2 separate regions of the Homo sapiens genome follow, and region 1 is linked to region 2. The links are chromatin contacts, found by Hi-C in ENCODE. All regions are on one chromosome and are shown on one strand. The core of a region is the stretch at or near the end of the contact, and the rest is flanking DNA. Distances in the headings are between cores, read along the strand shown.

Region 1 (3,093 bases), core at 144-2,643, 4.9 Mb before region 2:
AAGCCAATCTTAGAAGGTCATGTACTGCATGAGTCCATTCATATAACATCTCAAAATGTCAAAATTATAAAAACAGAAACAGAGATCACTAGGGTTAGGAGGGCAGGTGTTACCAAAAAGGTTAGCACTAGGGAGATCTTTGTGAGGGTGGAATAGTTCTGTATCTTGATCATGGTGGTGGTTACACAAAATATGTAGTAGAATGACATAGGACTACACAAATACTTTATATCAATGCCAGTTTCCTGGCTTTGATACTGTACTAGAGTTATACGAGATGTAATCACTGGGGGAAACAGGTACACAAGACATCTGTACTATCTTTGCAACTTCATGTGAATCTATAACTATTTCAAAATGAAAAGTTTGAAAGAAAATTTTCTCTGAGGCATCTCTCCCTTGCCTTCCTTCATCTTGTGCATTTCTTTCCCTGAGTATGACTTTTTCTCTTTCTTTCTCCCTTTCCCTTATGTACTGGGTTTTCCTTTAACGGTCCATAATGCCAAACTATGTCATTCCCCATCCTCCTATTGTTCCTATTTATTTAATGAAGGTTATGTTTTCATGTGCTTAATTTTAAAAGCAGGAAAGTACTAACTCTTTAAACAAATTTCTTAAAAAACAAAACCCAAAACTAACCTGCTTTTTATTTTATATAATTCAGTTAGTCATTATTCTTTAAGGTCGGAAGTCCACAATACAAACATGTTTCCAACACTTGTATTGGAAGATAATTTTTGTTTTATATGCATGGAGCATTAATATCATTCTTCATGTCTATGGATTATGAACACACACACATTCAGGATTTACTGGGGAAACAGTGACATCAAATATTATGTTCTATTGATTCTTCATATAAATCTACATGTCAAAAAATAATCCTTTGCCAGATCACGTATCCAGATTTTTCGTTTGGAAAATACGAACATTACTACTACAGAATATCAAACTGAATACAGCCCTGTCCTGAGGGCTTGCAAAGTGAATCTGGCAATACTTTGGAAAAGTACTACTGCAGGTTCTCAAGGACCCAAAGAGCTCTCCAGCTTTTCCAGTGGGTTCAGCCCCAAATATCCTAATTTCTTCAATAAATTACGAGTTGCAGGTGTTTAAATATGCAAGTATATTTTGGTCTTTTCGTTATCATTGTAAAACACCAGTCCTAACAAGCAGTAAAGATTACACTTTATGGTGGTAATATTTACAGTTAATGCACTTCTGCATTTCTTCCCGCACATTTTTCTTCTTACTTATTTAAACTAAGCGTTTCCCCTCTTTTTTTAAGCCCCAGTATTAAAAAGAAAATAAAATCCCAAAGAATTTCGCAACATTGCGATTGCACTGGCTTGAGAACGAAGGAAGTTAGTCCCTTGCGGTGATCCGTCCTTTCATCCTGGCGTTTGCCTGCAGCAAGATGGCGGCGGTGTCAATGTCAGTGGTACTGAGGCAGACGTTGTGGCGGAGAAGGGCAGTGGCTGTAGCTGCCCTTTCCGTTTCCAGGGTTCCGACCAGGTAATAGAATTTTCACACTTTTCTTCAAGCTTCTTGGGTCCCTCCATTTTTGCGGAGTCTCTGCTGGCTGAGTTCCGGAGGAGGCCTCGGGGAAGGCGTCCTCTGTTGACCCTTTTCTCGGGAGAAGTCGGGCGGACTAGGGACTGTCTGCTATCAATGGGCGTTGGCCAGGCGAGTGAGGGCGTGAGTGCGAGGCCGGGGAGGAGGACCTGTGGTTTTCTGGAAGCTTTCGTATTCGGCTTGTCGCTGAGGGAGAGGGTCCGTGGAGGTTTTGCCTCCGGAGCTGCAAGCTGAACCTTAGCCCTCAGAGAAGGGGAGGAGTCTCACTGATTTCTGTTTCCACTTTCTGCATCCCTTCCATTTGTCACCTGTTTGCCCACCACTCCAGTCCTTACAGAAGGGTTAAATCACTGTATCCCTTCCATGGTTTTAAGTGGTTTTAATTTGGTTTCTGCATAGGAAGATTGTTTATTCATCAGTCTGCTTGGGAGGAAAACTTGTTTGGAATTCAGTGTTAGTAAAAATATCACTGCTAGTAATATTGGAAGGTAATTTTTAAAAGGCTGGTGGTAATGCCTGGAGGTTTTCTAGGGATTTTGTTAAAGCCTCACAATAATTCAGGGATTGAATTGAGTTGTTGAGGGCTCTTTGCGTCCTTGAGAACCTAAAGTAGTACTTTTCCAAAGTATTGTCAGATTCAGTTGTCAGTTGATTGAGTTGTTACTGTTTTTCCTTGAAGCATTTTTGTGATGATTTTTTTTTTTTTGGCTGTATTAACCTTCCATTTTCTATTTTTCAGAATTTCCTGGAGTTTTTTAAATTATAGTACTAATGCTATACGTACATACACACACATATTAGAACAAAGATTGGAAAGACTGGATGGAGAGATTTGAAGGGGGTAGGAGGTGGATGCAAGTGGTTAAAAGTTGAAAGGAAGGTCTAGTAGAATGCTAATTGATTTAGTGTTAAATATAAATGGAATGCAGAGAATTAGGATGAGTTAATTCGGAAGAATTTTTAAGGATGAGTTTTATTAAGGTTTAAATATAGTGGGTGTTGGGTGGGAAAGAAGAGAGTGTCCCGTAGGGTCCGTGGCTTATGAAAAGGCTTGAAAGCATTAGTTAAACGATTACTAAATACATAGAATAGAGTCACTCAAAAGTAAGGGTGCTAAGATTGGGGAAAGGCAAATGATGTTTGTAATTAAGTGTTCCATATATGGAAAGTATTTTTCCTTTTTCTTTCTCTTTTTTTTTTTGAGATACATTCTCACTCTGACGCCCAGGCTGTAGTGCAATGGCGTGATCTTGGTTCACTGCAACCTCCGCCTCCCGGGTTCAAGCAGTTCTCCTGCCGCAGCCTCCTGACTAGCTGGGATTACAGGCGCGCACCACCACACCTGGCTAATTTTTGTATTTTTAGTAGAGGCGGGGTTTCACCATGTTGGTCAGGCTGGGTTAAGTATTTTTCTAAGGTAAAATACTTCACTGGTTAACTTAGAGTTAATATAGCGGTGACCAAGATTAGCCCTTCCTCCCGTACAGATTATAGGGATTAATTGTCATTCCCAGATAA
Region 2 (2,886 bases), core at 1-2,500:
GTCAATCTAAATGAAAAAGCAAGGTAAGGCTTATTAGCTTCCAGTCACCTCGGAAAAGCCAGTGATTACACATGCAGAAGACATTTTCCTAACAGGGAAGGGCCATCCTTGCACACAAAGAAAATACTTTACTCAAGAGTCATACGCACCTTTTCCCTTTGATGAGGTTTAGCTACTCTGCTGTGAGGAATAATTTTTGCGGCGTAGACTTTGTTATTTGTCAAATCTGTCATCTCGTAACATTTTGCAAAGCCACCCTGAAAGGAAACAAAGCCGAGACGGAATTGAGGATGGCACAAAAATGGACGGCAGATATTTTAAATAAATAAATAAATGGGAAGAAAGAAAAGCAAAAAAAAAAAAATTGAGGAATGGAGGAGGGTGGACAGAGGGAGGCATTCGACTTCGTTAAAGCTCCCTCATGAAGAGAAATGCATTGCTGGAAACAGCAAGTTCAAACAGTTTCTCTTCTTCTTTTATAAAGGGGAGCTTTATGGAGGGAGTTGGAACGGGGAGACATGAAAAATAATCTCTGATGAGACTTGTCAGGAAAATTCCCTGGGAGCAGATAGAGGGAGAGAGGTCTGATGTAGAAAGCCCTCGCTTCCAGACTCAAGATGCATTTCTCTGGGCTGCGGGAGACACACAGTTCTGAGGCTAAGAATGCAAAGCCGATCCCCAGCGCTGCCGGCGCACAAAAGCCAGAGGGCAGGTGAGGAGCCCACCTCGCGCTGGGATCGGACCCCCGAAAAACCCGGAAGCGGCGGGCGAGGGACCCCGCGGGCTTGCCCGGCTTGGGGTCGCCCGGACAGACCTCCCGCCCGCCCGGCAGCCCGGCGCCCTCCGCTTGTCACCTTTCCCAGCACTTTGCCCCGGCAGTAGCGCTTCCCAGTCGTGGGGTCGACGATAATCCGCGAGATCTCCGGCCCCGAGTGCGAATGGTGGTGATGGTGGTGAGGGGCCGCCGGGGGCACTTGCGCCTGGGACTGAGGTGGCTGCGATTCCTCGGGGGGCTGCGGCGGCCGCTTCTTCTTCGAGTCCGCTCCGCAACCCTTGCCCAGCGCCTGCTCGCACATTTTGGTGCTGGCGGCTGGCTGGTAGGTGATAGTCCGCAAAAGCTCCATGGTCGCCTTGCCGCCCCGCACTGCCCGCTGCCACCCCCTAGGCGCGGTCACACGTCCGAGCCGGCCGTGGTCCTCGCACCCTTGCCTCTGGTGCCGACTAGCACCCAACACCCCGGTCCACTTGTGCGAGTGAGAGCGCTCGGCGAAGTCTTATATACGGGGAGGCGGGAAGGGGGCGGAGACTCGATACGCGACATCACGTCACGGCCTATGCCCCGCCCCACGGCCGGCCGAGCGCGCGTGGCCGGGAAGCAAGTCTTGTCCCGCCACCCGGGTCTCGCTTCCCAGCGGAGCCGCGCGCCTCAAACGCCGGCCGCCGAGATCTCTTGCGGCCGCGGGAAGGCCTTCAGAGCCGTCCGTGGGCCCCGCTGTCCCGTTCTTCGAAGGCTCCGAGCCTCAGCGTACAAAACAGAATCGCGAGGGCCGACGCCTGGCCTCACCCCCGCCCCAGCCGCCTGGTGGCAGGGCAGTGCCGTGACCCGAGCGAGTCGGGCGCGGGTGTAGACGCAGTCCCTCCCCCGCACAGCCCTTCCCGGCCGCCCGGGGCCTCCTGTGTCAAGGTATCAGGGTGCCCGGAGCCCGCCGCACGGGCAGGCGAGGCCTCCTCCGGCCGTATGACAGGGCTCGTCTGCAGCTGCCCCGCAGTGCCTGCCCGCGCTGTGACGAGCTCGCTGGTGTCTAGCTGGGGCAGTGCCGAGAGGCCGTGGGGGTGAAAGGCCGGGATTCGTGGAGCCGGGCATTCGAGCCCATCGCGCTAGGGCAGACACGGGCCCGCAGCCGGGATCCCGGGCCGATCGGCCAACCGTGCCAGGATCCCACTCGAGGCCCGTCTGGCCCCCGCCCATGCCCCTAGAGCGAGCCTCTGTCTGAGGTCGGCCCCTGAACCTTGCAGAGCGAGGTCGGCGTCCTGGCAAGGCGTCCTCCGCCCGTAGCCCGAAGATTGGAAAGCAAGGGCGCCATCTTGTGGAATGTTCCGGAATGCCGTTAGGTGTCGAAGTGGGCAGCGGTTGACAACCGTGGGCCTTTGACAGTTACTAGTACTAAACATCGATGCCGATTGTGAGTTTCCAATCAGAGTCATCTATGACTTCTTCCGAATGCATCTGTTGAGATGGCTCATGAGCTGCCCTGGTTCCTGGAGAGTCAATCTGAGACTTTCTGGGGTAGGGAGATTGGTAGGATGAAGAGAGGAGCGTAGGCCAGTGAGTGCAAACACAGCTTAGTTTCCCATTTCCAGATTTTGCTGTGCAGTTTGACTAATCTAGGAACACGTTTTTTTGTTTGTTTTTCTTGTTCTAATTACGATAGAGTAACATTTATTGAGGACTGTGCAGTATTTTTAAATGCCTTATTTCATCCTACAACAATTCTGAGAGAAATATTGTAAGGAAGGAAAAATAATTTTCCACCTTTCAAAGTTTTGGCCTGGGTCGCTGTAACCAGACAGATTAACAAGAAAACAAAGAAGCTTATTAACATATACGTCTCATATATACATGGGAGATAACCAGGAAAATTAGAGATGGTTTAAAATCGGGCTTAAATACTATCTTTAGCTAAACCAAAAGAAAAGAGTGGGGCAGGCAAGTTAAGGAATCATGACCAGGAAATGTACGGTAAACAGGAGTGGGGTTTCTTATTTCTTCATTGATAAGTTTTTCATGATTTAGAGTCATTCTTCCTGGTACAGAGGAGACACTTTTACAAATGGAGTTTTGTGGGGTTTTTTTGTTTTTTGTTTTTGTTGTTTTTTTTTTTAGTG

What was found. Hi-C counts contacts between places; a loop is a spot of excess contacts on that map. Pooled maps may share reads with other maps.
Region 1: a loop to region 2 is called in a pooled map, with 5 times the contacts of the local background. The contact joins the promoter of NDUFS4 here to the promoter of PLK2 in region 2. A Hi-C loop is called at or near these places in 4 of 50 pooled maps.

What each region holds. Positions count from the first base shown.
Region 1 is chr5:53,559,246-53,562,338 of GRCh38, forward strand. It overlaps NDUFS4 (NADH:ubiquinone oxidoreductase subunit S4), which reads left to right and starts at 1,394. Exons shown (of 5, transcript NM_002495.4): 1 at 1,394-1,515. The coding sequence starts at 1,418. RefSeq lists an enhancer at 1,296-1,795.
Region 2 is chr5:58,458,836-58,461,721 of GRCh38, forward strand. It overlaps PLK2 (polo like kinase 2), which reads right to left and starts at 1,251. Exons shown (of 14, transcript NM_006622.4): 1 at 855-1,251; 2 at 150-257; 3 at 1-6. The coding sequence starts at 1,124. RefSeq lists a silencer at 1,569-1,748.